Linked DNA regions of Homo sapiens: region 1 is linked to region 2. The links are chromatin loops, found by intact Hi-C in ENCODE. Cell type or tissue: HepG2. All regions are shown on one strand. Region 1 has its middle 22 kb from the start of ACTN1-DT. Region 2 overlaps DCAF5 (DDB1 and CUL4 associated factor 5).

Region 1 (2,500 bases), 110 kb after region 2:
GCTTTGACCGCAGCAGCTGCAAAGCGGGGATGGGGACTTAGGCCTGATGAGAGTGCAGGAGAGAATGGGATGGAAGGAGATGGAGATGCAAGACAGGCAAATTAGTTGGAGGATTTTGCTAGAAAGTATCAAAGAAACGGAACCGTCAAGCTGGTTGGCCATGAAGGAGGAGGGAGGAGAAGACAGGGTGTGGCCCCGATGGCCTCAGGAGGAGGTTTTAGAGCTGCAGATCAGGTGGTCAGGGACTGTGTCAGTCACTAGGTGGGCTTGACCTCCCTGAGGGTGGAAGGAAAGAGGTTGATCAGGGGAAGGTGTTCTAGGAGATAGAGAGCTCTGCCTGTGTTTTTTCCCCCTAGCCTGAGACATCGCCATCTTTGTGTTTTGGAAGCTGTTTTTAATTTTATTTATTTATTTTTTTGAGACAAAGTCTCGCTCTTGTTGCCCAGGCTGGAATGCAATAACTCAGTCTCGGCTCACTGCAACCTCCGCCTCCTGGGTTCAAATGATTCTCCTGTCCCAGCCTCCCAAGTATCTGGGATTACAGGTGTGTGCCACCATACCCTGCTAATTTTTGTATTTTTAGTAGAGACGGGGGTTTCACTATGTTGGCCAGTCTGGTCTCGAACTCCTGACCTCAGGCGATCCACCCACCTCAGCCTCCCAAAGTGCTGGGATTACAGGCATGAGCCACTGTGCCTGGCCGGGAAGCTGTTTTTTAGAATCATGGAAAATAGCAACTAAAGAAAAAGATGCTAGCTGAAATGCTACTTCCTGATTACTAGCTAAGAGTGTAGCTGAGATAGAGGCTGGTGGTAGAAGGACCCAAAAGAAAGAATGAGCTCTAGGTAAAGCCGAAGGCTGAATCTGGCTGGGTAGGTCTGGTCAGAAAAGCTGGCCTGGCTGACGCAGCAAGCACAGGACAGGACGGACAGGATGTCAGCAGTCCACAGGCTCATGACCTGGGACTTTCCTTACCACTGGGTGGTGCATTGACTTAGGAACCTACTGGCTACAGTGGAGGACTGGTGATGCTGAAGGGCTCATGGACCTCTGGCAGGGAGGAGCCCTTCCTGCTGTCCCAGCATTCTCAGAAGGATACTCCTGCCCCACCTGGGAAATATGAGGGTGACTTTTGCATCCAGAAAAAGGATGTACCAGCTGGGTTGTGTCCATTTAGGGTAACAGTGACCCTGGCTACTCAAAGTGTGGTCCTTGGACTGGCAGCATTGCCATCAACTGGGATCTTGCTAAAAATACAGAAACTCAGGCCCCACCCTAGACCTACTGAAGCAGTGTGTATTTTACCAAAATTCCTAGGTGACTTCTATGCACATTAAAGTTTGAGAAGCACTGGCTTAAGCCACTGGTCCTCAGACTTGCTGCACTTTGGAATTACCTAGGGAATTTTAAAAGATGCTGATGCCTGGGTACCACCCTGCAGCTCCCCAACACTCCCAGAAATACTGATTTTACTACTATGGGGTATGGCCTGGGTACCAGGAATTTAAAGGCTTTTCACGGGATCATAATGTGCTGACTTAACCACTAACTTTGAGAACGACTACCTGAGGCCATAAAGATGTTTATCTGGGAGCTAGATTCCAGGGTAGCTCTAGGTGGACTCAGCAGCCCCAGGATATAGTGGAGGACTCACCACTGTCAGGATTTGTTTTGTTTCCTTAGGCTTGTTGCCTCATGATTAAAGATGGTTGCCATGCCTCCTAGAATACTGCACTTACAGGAGATTCAAAGGTTGGGAAGACAGCTCAGGTGGGAGGTGGTAGGAGAGCTTGTTTTGTGACTTCTCTCATTTTGTCAGGCAGGGAAAAAACTTTCCCCAAATCCCAGCACTTTGGAAGGCCAAGGCGAAAGGATCACTTGAGGCAAGGAGTTTAAGACCAGCCTGGGCAACACAGCAAGACTCCTGTCTCTACAAGACAAACAAACAAGGCCAGGTGTGATGGCTCACATCTGTAATCCTAGCACATTGGGAGGCTGAGGTGGGAGGATTGCTTGATCCCAGGAGTTCCAGACCAGCCTGGGCAAAATGGCAAAAACCCATCTCTACAACAAATACAGAAGCTAGCTGGGCCTGCATTCCCAGCTACTTGAGATGCTGTGGTGGGAGGATCACCTGAGTCCAGTGGGGTCAATGTTGCAGTGAGATGAGTTTGCACCAGCCTGCACTCCAGCCTGGGCAACAGAGTGAGACCCTGTCAATCAACCAATCAATAGAAAAAGAAAAAACTTTCCCAGAATTCCTGCAACAGATATCCCCTTTGTTTTCATTGAGCAAAGACAGGTCACCCTTAGCTGCAAGGGAGCCTGAGAAAGTGCATTTTTGGCTTTTTCACTTTCTATAGTAGGAAGCAGAAAATAGAGAACGGGGTTAGAAATGACTGTTAGATAGCCAGTCATCAGTATGTGCCATAAAATGCACATGAGATATAAATGCTTATGTGGCAAACTCGATAAATTAAATTATTAAGTAATTAGCTGG
Region 2 (2,500 bases):
AAGTGGGTATTTATCTTCTTCCCTACGATTCCAGTGGCTGTGGCAATAACACTGGCTCTTTACAGAGCTGCCTTAAAGGGACAAAAGAGAGAACGAGAAGAGTCAGGTGGACCTAGAAATTTTGGTGGTATTATAGAAAACTGCAACAGAAAAGCTGAAGATAACTGGGATTTTGCTCGTCACAATGATTAGCTTTAGTCGGGGGCATGCCTTCTGGTTATTAAGCTACTCCCTTCTTTCTGTCTTCTACTCACCCATCTTTACCATACATAGGTTTACAGTACTCATGCAAGTGTTCTGTCCTCTGAACTCCTTAATAAAAAGCTTGCTTTCTCCCAAGCACTGTATTCCTTTCTTAAACTTCTTTGTTTTTTTATTATTGTCATCGTCTGTCTTATAATCATCCTGGCTGAAATCTCAAAGTCCATTTGCCTCTTCTGCCTCTCCCTCCCTCTGCCATAAACATCTTTGCTCTGTGTTAGTGCTTGGCCACTCTTTTCATTGCTTAAATCCCTACCCCATTTCATACCCATTTCCGTCTCTCCATAAGGTTCTGACTGCACTGGCTCCTTAGCTTGCGTCTCTTCTCCCTTTGCACCACCCCCCAAAACACATACACATAGAGGATGCTTTCTCCTGTTTTCTTGATTTTTCTTTACGTGTTCATGTCATAGTTACCAAGATCAAATGGTAATCCATCAGGGAAAACTTCCTTGCTAGATCTCTCTGTTACATACTCTTAAAGATGCTTTTACTCACCATGTCCCCCGGCACCTGGCACTATTTTGGCACAGAGTGTATGTTGAATGAATGCAGCTGTCCCTAACTTCTAGAGGAAAGGATCTCTCCATTCAGAATCTCTGTAAAGTACTTATGATCTGTGGCATTCATGTTGCACATTTCAGTTGCTGCTTTTGCCATCATTAGTTATTCATATGCTATGTCTTGTCTCCCGGTAGGCCAGTATTTGTCTTTGATTTCCTTCCCAGTGCCCAGGAGCTGCTTCACAGAAAGGAGGCATTTGTCCTAATATGTATTATTACTTGTGTTTTTCTATGAATTTTTAAGGGCAGGTGCGTGTTTTATTCATCTTTAATCTCTAGTGCCTAGCACAGTGCTTGGAATATTATGGAAACTTAGTAAATATTGAATGAATATATAGTGTTATACTCATCCCAAAATAGTCAAAGCTAACTTTTAGAAAATACTTTCAAAGCTAACTTTCTATAATGTTTATGGACCTGCTAATCCCTGAGTATAATGACATGAATCCAAATGTTGTATCTCAGGAATAAATCCTTAGAGGAGGTGTAAGGTTTCTTGCTGGGCTTTGAATGCCACCGTCAATTAGTTATGTGGCAGAGAGCCAGGTATTCTGGTGAAGTTGCTTTGTAGCTTTTAAGCCACAAGGTGGAGGTGTAGAATCAGTTTTGCCCACTGGAGGACACCAGGTCACTGGTTTCCTAACCCAGTGATTCTCAAACTTTAAGGGGCATCAGAATCACCTGAGGAGCTTGTCGAAGCACTCCTTCCTGGACCCCATACCTAGAGATTGAGTTGTTGGTTTGGGGTGGGACCTTTGATTCTGCCATTATTTAGCAAATACCCAAGGTGATTTAGCAATTTTGTTGGTCTTACAAGATGGAAGCAGTGGTTAATCAGAGAGGTCCATGTTGAATTTGCTCAAGTTCACTCAGACCCAGGGTCTTTGGGGTTTAGGCCAGAGATTGCTTGCGTCCATTCCTTCTCACCAGACACAAATGTCTTTTATGACAAGAGACGTCGCTTCAGACCAGAGCATCTGGGGAATGCCTGGTAAATGGAGGGGAGCTCTGCAAACAAGTATCATTTCATATTCTTCCTTTCGTATTCCCCAAGTCCAGTTATTCAGAAGTAGATAATATCAAAACCTAAATCAAATGGACTTTCTTATTTAATTATTTAATTATTTATTTATTTTTTGAGACAAAGTCTTGCTCTGTTACCCAGGCTGGAATGCAGTGGTGCAATCTCGGCTCACTGCAGCTTCCACCTCTTGGGTTCAGGCGATTCTCCTGCCTCAGCCTCCCAAGTAGCTGGGACTGCAGGCATGTGCCACCATGCCCGGTTAATTTTTTTGTATTTTTAGTAGAGATGGGGTTTCACCATGTTGGCCAGGTTGGTCTTGAACTCCTGACTTCAAGTGATCCACTCATCTCAGCCTCCCAATGTGCTGGAATTACAGGCATGAGCCACCGCGCCCAGCCAGCTTTCTTATTTTAAAATCAAATGTTGACGTTTTCTTCTTAAAAATTTTTATGGTAAGACTTTTTTTCAAATATGTGTAAAAGTAGGCTGGGTGCAGTGGCTCACGCCTGTAATCCTAGCACTTTGGGAGCCCCAGGCAAGGGGATTGCTTGAGGCTAGGAGTTCAAGACATGCCTGGGCAACATACACCCTATCTCTACAAAAGTATTCTTTTAAAAATTAGCCAGGTGGGGTAGTGGCAGAGTCTGCAGTC

Evidence for each region. A loop is a pair of places that touch in the nucleus more often than their neighbours do. Peaks named below come from ENCODE experiments on the same cell type or tissue, not always from the same donor. Only the 100,000 strongest peaks of a DNase experiment are listed, where the experiment ranks them.
Region 1: it touches region 2 in a loop (8-fold over the local background); 4 of 110 quality-filtered maps call a loop at or near these places.

What each region holds. Positions count from the first base shown.
Region 1 is chr14:69,000,728-69,003,227 of GRCh38, reverse strand. No RefSeq gene overlaps it. Among named protein-coding and RNA genes, the nearest start is that of ACTN1-DT, 22 kb to the right of the region's middle. In HepG2, a CTCF peak has its summit at 988; a DNase peak (open chromatin) is centred at 977; H3K27me3 peaks cover 229 bases.
Region 2 is chr14:69,106,504-69,109,003 of GRCh38, reverse strand. All of the region lies in intron 5 of DCAF5 (DDB1 and CUL4 associated factor 5), which reads left to right. Among named protein-coding and RNA genes, the nearest start is that of DCAF5, 45 kb to the left of the region's middle. In HepG2, a CTCF peak has its summit at 1,409 (motif pointing right); a DNase peak (open chromatin) is centred at 1,413.